3 separate regions of the Homo sapiens genome follow, and regions 2 and 3 are each linked to region 1. Evidence: chromatin contacts called from ENCODE Hi-C or POLR2A ChIA-PET data. All regions are on one chromosome and are shown on one strand. The core of a region is the stretch at or near the end of the contact, and the rest is flanking DNA. Distances in the headings are between cores, read along the strand shown. Region 1 holds the start of CCDC85C (coiled-coil domain containing 85C). Region 2 has its middle 33 kb from the start of DEGS2. Region 3 holds the start of SLC25A29 (solute carrier family 25 member 29).

Evidence for each region. Hi-C counts contacts between places; a loop is a spot of excess contacts on that map. ChIA-PET counts read pairs that join two places held with the same protein, here RNA polymerase II (POLR2A). Pooled maps may share reads with other maps.
Region 2: a loop to region 1 is called in a pooled map, with 24 times the contacts of the local background. The contact joins the enhancer-like site here to the promoter of CCDC85C in region 1. A Hi-C loop is called at or near these places in 1 of 37 single-sample maps with no recorded cell type and 9 of 50 pooled maps. POLR2A ChIA-PET finds 5 or more read pairs at or near these places in 1 of 52 experiments (MCF 10A).
Region 3: a loop to region 1 is called in a map of CD8-positive, alpha-beta T cell, with 7 times the contacts of the local background. The contact joins the promoter of SLC25A29 here to the promoter of CCDC85C in region 1. A Hi-C loop is called at or near these places in 3 of 168 maps with a recorded cell type or tissue (B cell and CD8-positive, alpha-beta T cell), 1 of 37 single-sample maps with no recorded cell type and 9 of 50 pooled maps. POLR2A ChIA-PET finds 5 or more read pairs at or near these places in 1 of 52 experiments (WTC11).

What each region holds. Positions count from the first base shown.
Region 1 is chr14:99,601,393-99,605,456 of GRCh38, reverse strand. It overlaps CCDC85C (coiled-coil domain containing 85C), which reads left to right and starts at 1,250. Exons shown (of 6, transcript NM_001144995.2): 1 at 1,250-2,290. The coding sequence starts at 1,498. It also overlaps a transcript of HHIPL1 not described here. RefSeq lists silencers at 46-195, 376-445, 506-645, 786-1,315 and enhancers at 1,576-1,695, 2,402-3,055.
Region 2 is chr14:100,190,898-100,195,023 of GRCh38, reverse strand. No RefSeq gene overlaps it. Among named protein-coding and RNA genes, the nearest start is that of DEGS2, 33 kb to the right of the region's middle. RefSeq lists silencers at 1,163-1,252, 1,843-2,162. Within about 2 kb of position 2,028, at least 31 of the 41 ENCODE cell types and tissues checked have a DNase peak (open chromatin) inside an H3K27ac peak, as active enhancers do.
Region 3 is chr14:100,305,194-100,308,946 of GRCh38, reverse strand. SLC25A29 (solute carrier family 25 member 29) reads left to right here and starts at 2,503. Exons shown (of 4, transcript NM_001039355.3): 1 at 2,503-2,748. The coding sequence starts at 2,715. It overlaps MIR345 (microRNA 345), which reads right to left and starts at 1,088; the gene lies at 991-1,088. RefSeq lists enhancers at 1,523-1,692, 1,723-1,792, 3,001-3,567 and silencers at 1,883-1,952, 2,043-2,512, 2,573-2,672.

The sequences.
Region 1 (4,064 bases), core at 1-2,500:
CGTGGGCCGCTCACTGTCGCGTGCGCGGATTTGATCTCGTTGCAGGTTCCGGGGGAGGGACCCCCCCCCGCCCCGCCCCGCCCCGCCTGCTGGCGGTAGACGCGCCGTAAATGCGCTTTGGGGACCGGAGGATAACGAGACAGACTTACAGGCAGTGGGAAGCCCGGGGGTCCCGCGAGGCCGCCGGTGGGGAGTTCTGTGGCCGGCTCGGCGCCCCCGGACCCCGGCGTTCAGGCCCCAGTGGGAGACCTTCCCACCCTTCCCAGTGGTTTCCACCCCGCGAATTGCAGATTATCTCCCGAATCCCAGGGATTTAGCGGTCGAGTGAGCGGAGGTGGAGCGGGGCTCCGAGCGCCGCTCCGGGCAGGGGGCAGGTTCCCGGAGCTCTCGCCCCATCGGGGCAGAGAGTACTGACCGCGCTGCGGGACGCGGCTGGCAAGGCCCTGGCCCTGCAGGGGCGCGGACGCCAGCGTTTAGCTCAGCCCTGGGCTAGGAGTGGAGACGCAGCCCCGCCGCGTGCTCCGGCAGGGGACCCGGGTGGGGACGGGGGCGGAGGAGCCTGGGGGCAGGGAAGGGGACAAAGAGCCGCCCTGCTGCGGGGAAGAGCGACCCCCATGTCACAGTCCTATTGTTCGCTGTGTCTCCGACTGCCCTGAACTCTGGTGCCCCCGGGAGGGAGAAGGGGCGCCGTCGCCCGGATCGTGGGTATTTGTTTATCTGGGGAGAGGGAAGAGGACCGGGGACGCGGGCCGGGGAGGGGGCTCGACTGCTATTTTCGCGCGTCGCCTTTAAGGGAAGCCCGGCCCTACCTTTCCCACCGTCCCCCTCCCCGCAGCCGTACCTGCATTTTAAAAGCGCCCTGTAGCCCTGGGATTGGCTAAGGCCGCGTCCTCCGGGCGCAGAAACTTGAACCGCCGGGAGCCGGCCGCGGGCGGGGGTCGGAAACCCCGCGGATGGACCGTACCACCGCCGCAGCTTCCCCCGCGCGCGCCCCGCCCCTCCCGCACACCCCCGGAGCGGCCCAATCGCCCGGCCGGGAGGGCGGGACCGCGGCCGGAACGCGCCTCTGAGAGGGCACTGGACGGGCGGGCGCACCGCGCAGGGGGACGGCGGGGGCCGCGCCTCTGCTCCCCAGTCGCCCTCGGGGGCGGGGCCGGGCCTCGGAGACCCGCCCACTCTCCGCCCGGGGTGGGCGGGGCGGCGGGGGCTCCGGGAGCTGGGCCGGGGGCGGGCCTCCGCCTGCTTCTCCAGAACCCTGAGAGCGCCCGGCACCGCGGCCGCCGACGCAGCAGCCGCCTCCGCTCGTCAACCCCGAGGCGCGCGGGCTCCCGGGCGGCCCCGGCGGGCGCGGCGAGAGGACGCGCCAGGCGGCGCGGGGCGGGCCGCACGCGCCCCCGGCCGCCCCCCGCCCGCGCGCGGACCGGCCCAGCGGAGCCCCGGCGCGGGGAAGCGCCGGCCGGGCGAGGGCGAGGGCGATGCCGCGGTGACGGCCCCGCCATGGCTAAGCCCGCGGCGACGGCGGCGGCGGCGTCGGAGGAGCTGAGCCAGGTGCCGGACGAGGAGCTGCTGCGCTGGAGCAAGGAGGAGCTGGCGCGGCGGCTGCGGCGCGCCGAGGGCGAGAAGGTGGGCCTCATGCTGGAGCACGGCGGCCTGATGCGCGACGTGAACCGGCGGCTGCAGCAGCACCTGCTGGAGATCCGCGGCCTCAAGGACGTGAACCAGCGGCTGCAGGACGACAACCAGGAGCTGCGCGAGCTCTGCTGCTTCCTCGACGACGACCGGCAGAAGGGGCGCAAGCTGGCGCGCGAGTGGCAGCGCTTCGGGCGCCACGCGGCCGGCGCCGTGTGGCACGAGGTGGCCCGCTCGCAGCAGAAGCTGCGCGAGCTCGAGGCGCGCCAGGAGGCCCTGCTGCGCGAGAACCTGGAGCTCAAGGAGCTGGTGCTGCTGCTGGACGAGGAGCGCGCGGCACTGGCGGCGACGGGGGCCGCAAGCGGTGGCGGCGGCGGCGGGGGCGGCGCCGGCTCCCGCAGCTCCATCGACAGCCAGGCCAGCCTGAGCGGGCCGCTGTCGGGTGGCGCGCCCGGCGCGGGGGCCCGCGACGTGGGCGACGGCAGCAGTACGTCCAGCGCGGGCAGCGGCGGCAGCCCCGACCACCACCACCACGTCCCACCCCCGCTGCTGCCCCCCGGGCCGCACAAGGCCCCCGACGGCAAGGCAGGAGCCACACGTCGGTCCCTGGACGACTTGTCGGCGCCGCCGCACCACCGCAGCATCCCCAACGGCCTGCACGGTAAGGACTACACGGGCCGGGCAGCGCGGGTCTCCCTGGCTGCAGCCCTTTTCCCAGGCTGCGGCGAGAGGAGGTGGTCCCTGGCTGTCCCACTCATGCGGCCGCCACTCCAGACTCCTCCAGCTGTCATGGATCCTGGGCCAGGGGATCCCGCACTCACCCAAAGTGGGGCTTTGGGCGGTGGTGGGCCGGTTCAGTGGTGGAGCGTCTTTTTGTCCAGCTCAGAACCTGCTGCCGGTCCGGTCCCAGAAAAGTTTCTAGCGGGTGTAGTTGCCAAAATTAGGGTCTGTCACTGCTGGGCTGGCGGTGGGCGCCTCATCCCAGCCTTGGAAATCCTTGCCTAGTAGCGGGAAGTTCTAAACAGCAAAGGATACAAGGCCCCTTGAGCGCAAGTGAATTTCCCCTCTTGCAGCAACAGGTGTCCTCCAAACCAAGCAGCGTCCACGTGTGTGCGGTGGCTGGAGTTCTGCAGTGGGGTGTGGGGATTGGGAAGGTGCACAGGCAGCCGCTTGAGACCCAGAGGCAGTTGGGGAGAGGCCTGGGGCTCAGAGCCTTTCTTGTTTGCCATAAATTCCGCCCTTCTAGTCCTGGGACCTTTCTCAGCCGAGACTCTAAGACTTTCCCGAGGGAGATGTATTTGGAACGGATTCTAGCTTTTCTCCTCTGTGTGCCTCAGTTTCTTTGTCTGTGAAATGGAGATGATGACCTCTGCCTCGTGGGTTTGAGGTGGAGATAAACCTTCTGAAGGGATTTATAAACTGTTGATCGCCTTACAGGAAGTGCCGTGGTCATCCGTGACCAGGGTGTGGGTGGGAGGAACTTTGGCCTCTGTCAGCTTCTGTCTTCTACGCCCATGTTACTGCTGCGCCCAGTGCAGAGGGTGGCCCCAGCTTGGGGCTGTGGGAGCTTGCAGCCTGCTCCCTCTCCCAGCCCCCTGCTCAGCCCTTCTGCTCCCTGCCAGCTTTCTCCTCCTCGCTGGTGGATCCGGGGCCTCCCTGTTCTTCCACGTTTTTTGGTAGCTTGGCTTCCAGTTCTGCTGGTAGTTGCAACTGCCTGAACTTTTTGCCTGAAGGTGGAGAATGAACAGCTCTTTCTGGTTCCCTTTAAAGCCTTTCCTAATTCAGAGAAAGTGTGTCTAAGCCTGCAATAACTGCCCTCCCCAGAACCCCTCAGCCTGAGCTGGGGAGGGACGTTTTCTCCTTAGTTTGGTGGCCAAGTGGCCTCTGCAGACGTGTTGGGGTGGGGGCTGGGGTGGGAGACATACCCATGGAGGTGGGGCAGGGGCAGTGCAGCATGTTTTTCCTTTATTTACCATCCTGAGCCTGTGGGTTCAAGGCAGGACTGGGTTTAGAGGGATATTTTGTTACTGATTAGCAATCTATGGCTACAACTCAGGTTTCTCTTTGTAACACTGTATCCACCCCCACCTCCCACCACAGGCTGCTTCAGGGCAGTGGGAGTAGCGCAAAGTTAGGTGGTTTAATTTGCTGGGGCTGTTCAGAGCACCTCAGCCCCTTTGATTTTGCCGTCCTGGGGGCTTTTGAGGGGTCAGTTATCTGGGCCTCGGTTTCCCTAAGTGCAGTCCAAAGAGCAGATTGCTGCAGTCTCGTGGCTGGAAAGTGAAATGTTTCTGGTTTTCAGCTGCGTCATCAATGACACTTGGCAAGAGTGCCTCTCTGCAGGACACTGGAGGGCTGGAGTGTTTAGAGCATACTTGCAGGAAAGGCTCTGTCGAGTTTTGGGCAAGGAGATGCGGCCCCAGTCTGGCTCAGCA
Region 2 (4,126 bases), core at 779-3,278, 590 kb before region 1:
ATCAGTAACCATTAGTACTGTGTAAACCTGTCACTTCCACATATGGAGGTGAGAACCTGAAGAAACATCTAGAGGAGTACAAAGTGGCTGCCTCTTTGGGGAGGACCCAGGGTGGGCAAAGCAAGGCAAGGGACTGCCTTTTTTCATTGTAAGCCTTGTAGTTCTATTTGTCTGTTAAAAATATGTACGTGTTATTAATTTTATTGAAAAGAAAAGCTAAAGCAAAAAAGAAAAAAGGAAGAAAATGAAGGATCAAAGAGGTGAAGTAATTCGCCCAAGGTAACACAGGATTCAGAACTAAGTGTGTCTGAGTTCATATTTGGGATAGCCACAACCCTGCAGCCTTGCCCAGCCCTTGGCCTGATGCTGGAGTTGGGGTCTATGGGACCAGCCTCCAACCTTGAAGACAGATCACCTTCTGCTATGAAATGTTGCTGAAGTGAGAGCCTGTTGGAGACGTTCACCTGATGAGCCTTGATGAAACAGAAAGGACTTTTCACATGTCTGACCTTGCAGGCTGGTTTGTGGGGATTCAGTGTCCACCAAAGCCCCAGCCCAGTGCCAGCAAATCAGTAGAGTGTTGTCTAAGTCAGCGGCATTGTTTTGCGAGCCCATGGATGAGCTGTTCTCCAAGGTCAGCCACAAATGTGTCAGAATTCAAACCCAGGGCCTGGGGTTGAATTCAGGTCTCAGTAGCTGATGATCCTCAGCACAAATGGTGGGGCCAGTGCTGAGAAGTACATGGAGTCTGGAAAGTAAGGCCTGGTCTTGGCAATGTGGTGGAGGTGGGGCTGGATGGACCCTGGAGAGAGCAGCATGTGAAAGGCCCAGATGCATGGCCTGGGAGCTGACATGGGTCAGTGTAGCTGGAGAATAGAGCACAGGGTGGGAGAACCAGGAGGTTGCAGCCAGAGATGGGCAGAGGTGGAAGCAGGGCTTTGAAGGGCCTTGCAGGTTGCCATTGGCCCTGATGTCAGGGTAGCAGTGAAGGCCTGTGGCCATCACAAATGCCTGTCTATGCTCACCTTTCCCCTCCGCTTGCCTTCCCACCCCCACCCCCACCCCCGCCCCCGCAGGCGCTGACTCTCCCTTCCAGGGCCCTGCCCATCAGTTTTCACCAGCAGAGCTTCAGGCGCAAGGCTGCCTGGTATGAGGGTGCCCTCAGCTCCCCAGGCCTGTCCCCAAACAGTCCAGCTGGGGGACCCAGACAGTCATTCAGCCTCTAGGGGCCTCCACTGACTCCCCAGGAACAAAAGAGCCTTTGTGCCTCCCTCCCAGGGCTGCCATGGGCCTGAACATCAAGTAGCCTCTAAAGTACCTGGCAGGGGGCCTGGTACTCAGATGATGCCCAGGGATGTTACTTCCTAGCTATCGTCCCGCTCCTTGGTTTATATTAACACACAGGTATTAACGTGCCTTCTGTGAGCCACTCCTGCTTACTGGGGAGATACAGAGATGAAAAGTCAGTGGGTGTAGACAAGCAGATGGCAGCCCAGTGTGGGGTGGTCGGTGCCAGTAGGAGGAAGATGCACAGGGTATGAAGAAGCCCCAGAAGGCCCTTAACCCAACCCCAGCCGGGATTGCAAAGAACAGTCGGAGCAAGCGAGGGGGAGAGGAAGGGGGGAAAGGTCGTTCTGAGCAGAGGGCACAGCCTGGGTGAGTCTAGGCCGGCAAGGAGCACGTGGCAGGCCAGGGGGCCTGGCGGGAGGTCTGGCAAAGATTTGTGCCTTTATCCCCAAAAAGCCACTCCGGGGTGTGAAACACCGCCGCTAGGTGGAGAAGGGAGGCGAGAGCAGCGGCTCCAAGGCACCTGGGCGAAAGAGCGGAAGCGGCGCCGCTCAGGTCTCCGGCCCCGCCCTCTGGCCGAGGTGTCAGGCCTGACGCCCCGCCCACAGCTCGCTGAAGGGCTACGGGACGCGCGGGATGGGACTTTGCCTCCCTCGCTGGTTGGCCCGAGCCGAGGACACATGACACAGAGCGGCCAATCCCCGCGCCTCAGGGACCCATGCCCACTATTTCCGAGCCCGGCCCGCCTGATTGTCCCGCGCGGGAGCCGCAGGGAGACTGGTCGGCAGGGGGCGACAAAGGGCAACTTGAGCCGCCGGGACGCGGTTGTGGAGGCCCCAGGGCTGCCGGGCAGTAGCGATTTCCGGGACGGCCGGGCGGCCAAGTTCGGTGACCTTTCTATGGCGTGTGCGGTCGCCGAGGCCGCCCCGCGTCTGACATCCCCGGGGCAGTGGGCTCTCCTCGTGTGGCCTGGCGCGTGATTGCTGGCCCACCCCACTCTGCCAGGCCTCAGTTCCTAGTCTCTGAGGGTCTGGGCTTCTGCAGGGACGTAGGAGTTACAAAATGCCCCCTCCGCCCATGTCCCCCCATTTTTTGAGGTCTTGACCTCTACCTCCCAGAGCTCACGCTGCCTCCTCCAGGAAGCTTGTCCCGGAGCCCTGGGACGAGACTCGAGCCCCACCCCTGACCCCCGTGCTCTCGGGCCCACAAACAGGTCCCTGGGCCTTGACGCATGGCCATCTGGGGACCCCTGTCCCAGAACGCAGAGCCTGGGCAGAGCCCCCTCCCCAGCCATGGCCCCAGGTTCGTTGGGGGTCCTGAGGCTGGTAAAGGCCGCCTTTCGTCAGGCTGAGACCGTGAACTTGGCACGGGCCATCACCACCGACAGCTGACTAGTAGGAGATGCAAAGGGAGAGGACCCTGCCGAGGCCTGAGGTCCCCGTGAGGCGCGGGGGCTGGGGAGCCGAGAAGCCGACCTTGATGGAAGGCCGACCTTGATTAATTAAGGTATCTGGCAGAAGAAATTTATTTCTTTATCTTTTTTTTCTTTTCTTTTTTTTTTTCCCCTGACTTCTCCCACCCCGCCCTGAGCCCATCCGCATCTGGACTTAAGCCCTAGACCACTTCGGAAGTGGGTGGGTGGTGGGGGGAGGGGGGTGGTGATCATTTGCCAAGACATGTACAAAACAAAGTTTCTGGAAACAGGCTCTTCCAGAATTCAGCAGAGCCTGCTGGGAAGGCCACTCACCCCCTCGGGAACAAGGGTTTTGCCAAAAACACTGGACATGGAATTAAGCCTTACCGATTTATCTTGGTGATAGCCTCTCCCAGAGAAGGTCAGCTCTAAAAGGGAAGAAAAGTCTGTCCCCAGTTATAATTCTTTTTTTTCCTTTGAGACAGAGTCTCACTATGTTGCCCAGGCTCTAGTGCAGTGGCGCAGTCTTGGCTCACTGCAAGCTCCGCCTTCCGGGTTCAAGCGATTCTCCTGCCTCAGCCTTCCGAGTAGCTGGCATTACAGGCACCTGCCACCACGTCCAGCTAATTTTTTTGTATTTTTAGTACACACGGGGTTTCACCATGTTGGCCAGGCTGGTCTCAAACTCCTGACCTCAGGTGACCCGTCCACTTCAGCCTCCCAAAGTGCTGGGATTAGAGGCATGAGCCACCGCGCCCGGCCTGTTATCATTTTATTGAGTGTAGTATTTTATATTTTATTCCTTTAGCTAGTCAAGAAAAAAAAAGGAATAAAATATAAATCCAGGAGGCAGAGGTTTTGGTAAGCCGAGGTCGCGCCACCGCACTCCAGCCTGGGCAACAGAACGAGACTCCGTCTCAAAAAAAAAAAGCAAAAAACAAAAAAGACAGCCCGAGCGCGGGGCTCACGCCTGTAATCCCAGCACTTTGGGAGGCTGAGGCGGGTGGATCGCAAGGTCAGGAGATCGAGACCATCCTGGCTAACAGGGTGAAACCCCGTCTCTACTAAAAATACAAGAAATTAGCCGGGCGTGGTGGTGCACGCCTGTAGTCCCCGCTACTCTGGAGGCTGAGGCGGAAGAATCGCTTGAACCTGGGAGGCGGAGGTTGCAGTGAGCCAAGATCGTGCCGCTGCACTTCAGCCTGGGCGACAGAGCGAGACTCCATCTCAAAGAAAAAAAAAAAAAGAATAGACTAATCCATTTGTGGGTTAATAAATTAATGGGTTAGCATGTGAGTAGAACTACATACATGCCTGAGGGCTTGATGGAAGGCCGACCTTGATTAATTAAGGTATCTGGCAGAAGAAATTTATTTCTTTCTCTTTCTTTTCTTTTCTTTTTCTTTTTTTGAGAGAGAGTCTAGC
Region 3 (3,753 bases), core at 1,254-3,753, 700 kb before region 1:
AACAGCCCTCCCCCGACCACACACACACACCCAGAACCCTGCCCTCTCCTTGCAAAGTGCACAGCTAAGGGCCCGCACTCCTCATCTCCCAGGCCTGGCACGATCCCACTGCTGCCCTCACACGGCCTGCCTCAGCTCTCTCAACAAAGGACCCTCCCTGCAAGGAGGTTTTTCTTTTTGAAATAGGGTCTTGCTCTGTCATCCAGGCTGGTGCACAATGGTTCGATCATAGCTCACTGCAGCCTTGACCTCCTGGGCTCAAGCGACCCTCCTGCCTCGGCCTCCTGAGTAGCTAGGACTACAGGCCTGCAGGCATGCGCCACCACATCCTGCCGATTTTTTTTTTTTTTAGAGATGGGGCCTCACTATGTTGCCCAGGCTGGCCTCAAACTCCTGGCTTCAAGCGATCCTCCTGCCTCAGCCTCCCAAAGTGCCTGGATTACAGGCATGAGCCACTGAACCCAGCCTCAAGGAGGTTTCTGAAGCTCAACTATGGAATACCTACTGTTTACCAGGCTACTAGGCCCCTTCCCAAGGACCCCAGGGACTGACAGCTCAGTGCAACCTGCCCCAAGCATAATTTTCAAGGCATGTGCATTCTCTCAATAACAAAGCAAAACAGGTCATGCTTGTCTCCTTATCCGTTTCCATCATTTTCTCACTACTGCCACATGCTGTCAAGGTACTGGATTTCCCTCCCAAACCTCCTCAACCAGGAATGGATGTGCAGGGATTTGTGCTTTACCTCATGAGCCCTCCAGCATCCCAAGGACATCCTGTTCCTAAGGTAAGTGACTACATGTAGGTAGTCCAGTGTAATCACTGTGTCTGCAGGAGGCCTCCAGCCACCTGAGTAGCCCCACAGCCAGCTCCTGCCCTTTTGGGTCTGGGCTTCTCTTGGGGCCCCCATACCACTGCTTTTCTGGCCCATGGGCCACTCTCCCCCATCCGCACACCTGCCTCCCTGAGGCAACCAAGTGGGTCAGAGAGGCTGTCGATATTCAAACCCAGGCCTCCAGACCCCTCGTTCAGGGCCCACCAGCCATCACGAGCCCTGGACTAGGAGTCAGCAGACCTAGGGTTTGGGTCTCTGCTTAACATTCTACTTAGACTCTAAAAGGAAACTAACATGAGCACTGGGGACCCCTGCCCCTAGCACCAGGCTGCACTACTGACAACACCTACCTGTGTGTCCTAGTACCAAATACACAGAACCTTTCGACCTGCACCTCCAGGAGGTAGGTACCCACTGGAATTTGGATAAAAGAACCATGTGACCCTAAACCTGGAAACGTGGCACACGGTGTGGCCTTGCCTGCCTGCAGGCCCTAAAGAAGGAAGCTGGGCCCGGCCTAAGGCTGATCTGACTCCTACAGCGAAGAGAAAGCGCCTGGCCCGTCCCTGCTCCCAGGCTCCAACCTGACAGTCTGGACCTCCAGAGGCGCTGGGGAAGGGCTGGTGGGAAGTCACCGAATGGGACGCTCCACAGGGACCAGGGCAGTCCCTTGCCACTGCGAATGTCAGGGACTCCTGGGGGGCCGAGTCAGACTCGGCTCTCATTCATCCCCGCAGCCCATGGATACCCTGGTGACCCAGAGCCAAGCACCCTCCGACTTCAGCGCCTGAGCGCGGCCCCTACCGAGCCCCTCCGGTCTCGCCCCGTCCGGCCGCCGCTGACGGAGGCGCTGCGATCTGGCCCGACTCCACTCTGCAGCCCAGTCCAGGAACCTCCCTCTCTCCACAACCTTCCGCGGCTCCCGCGACCCGCAGTCCTCGGGAAGGAGCTGTGGCCCGAAGGCCTGCTGCGCCCTTTGCCCATGGCCCCTTTCCCTTTTAAGGTTCCCTGCTCTCCGCCCAAATCCCAGCCTCAGGCTCCGCAGGAAGCGCCCGTGCGCGTCCGACCCCCAGAACCCGGCGGGTTCGGCCAGGAGTCCGGAAGCCCCGGAGGCCACCGCCGCCGCGGGCGCGCAGGCGGGACGGGCAGAGGCTCCCCACGGGCGATTCCCGCTCGCGGAGTTTCGCAACTAGCGGCGTCCCAGTCTGCGGGCCTCGGAACGTCCCGGCGCTCCACGGCCGTTTTCGCGGCAGGGTCCGCACGGCACAGACTAGGGCGCTGAGGTTCTGCGGCGGCGCCGGACTCCGAACCCAGGGTCCGGTTCCCGACCCGGTCCAGACCAGAGCCACCCCGCGTACTCCGGGTGGGGGAGTCCTCGGCTCAACCCCGCCACCCCGCGCGTCCCCTCCCGCCGGACCTGCGCACCCAGCGCGCTCTTTGTCTGAGGCGTCCCCGCGCCCCGCCCGCGCGCCCACCACGTCCCCCGCGCCCCGCCTCCCGCGCACGCCCGGCCAATGAGGCGCGGCGGCGAAGCGCAGTGCCCGGGGTGTTGTCCGCGCCGTGCCCGCCCATTGGCCTCACTCGGCGCCCCCACCCGGGCCCTGCCGGCAGGCACGAGGGGCGGGGCGCGCGGCCCGAGGTGAGGGACCGCGGGCCGGAGGGGATCCAGCGAGTCAGCTGCCGCCGAGGGACCAGCGCGGGTCTAGCTGCTGCCGCCATCCCCACCATCCCTGACCGCGCCTGCCCGGGCTCCGCGCCAGGAGGAGCGGCCAGGCCCAGCCCCGGCACCGCGCGCTCGGGGACCCCGACGGCGCCCAGCCCGGCGAGGGGCCTCAGGGGGAGGACGAGGAGGAAAGGCGGCCTCGCCGGGGACCCGGCCATGGCGCTGGACTTCTTGGCTGGATGCGCGGGGGGTAAGGAGGCGGCGGGCCGGGCCGGGCCGGGGCGAGGCGTCCGGGGAGGGAGGTCGGCCCACCAGCACGCCCTGGCCTCGCGGCTTCCCGCTGGCGGGGGTCGCCGCGTCTGTGAATGGGGACCACAGTTCTCTTGCCTCGGGCGGGTCTCGTGGGCGTAAATTGACTTCAGGCCCGGGCTGTCCGCGAGGGCAGGTGTCTTTATTCTCTCTGGGCACGCTCGGACGGGAGGTCTGGGGCGCCGGGGCAGCACCGTGGCTGAGCGGAGGCCAGGACTGCCGGGAGGATGCCCCACTGCCCCCCGCGCCGAGGTCCCGGGCTCATCTCCTTCCCCTCCCCCATCCCCATCCGTTGCGCACTGGGAGCAGGGTCCCCTCCCCCGGCCGTATATTTCGGGACTGACTCCACCCCGTCCCGCGCAGCCATCCAGCGGGGTTGGGGCTACGGAGCCGACCCCCTACTCGGCTGGCCTTGGAGGGCACTGAACCACTCTGGCGCCGAGTCACGCCTTGGAACGCCGCCCCTTCCTACGCGGTTTTGTGAGCTGTTGGGGGCGGAAGGGGGGTGGTGGGTGGGTCGGGCGAGCCGGTGTGGGGCACCTTCTCCGAGGCGCGGTCGCGGCTCTGGGGTTCCTCCCATGCAGTTGTCCCCGGGAGGGCCCGGGCGGGCGTGCAGTCCAGGCTCTCCCATGCCCCGACCGTGGGCGTCGGGCACGGCACTTCCCTGTTGGGCCTCTGGCTTCTCTGCTTTTACCTTGAGGGTTAATTTATTCACCAGGATTTAGATGTCGGGGGCGGGGGAGGGTGGTTGGCGGCGGGAGTTGCTGAGAGGGCCGGCCGCTTATCCCTGTTTGGTCCCACTTTTCTCCCAGCACCTGCCCTTGTTCACCGCCTCTTCATCTACTTGGATTTGGCTCGAATAAACCCTCAGCTCCCGGCCAGCGCTGAGAGCCCTGGCGGAAGAGTGGGTAGCGGTGGCCTTAAGTATTAAATCTGTGGCGTCGGA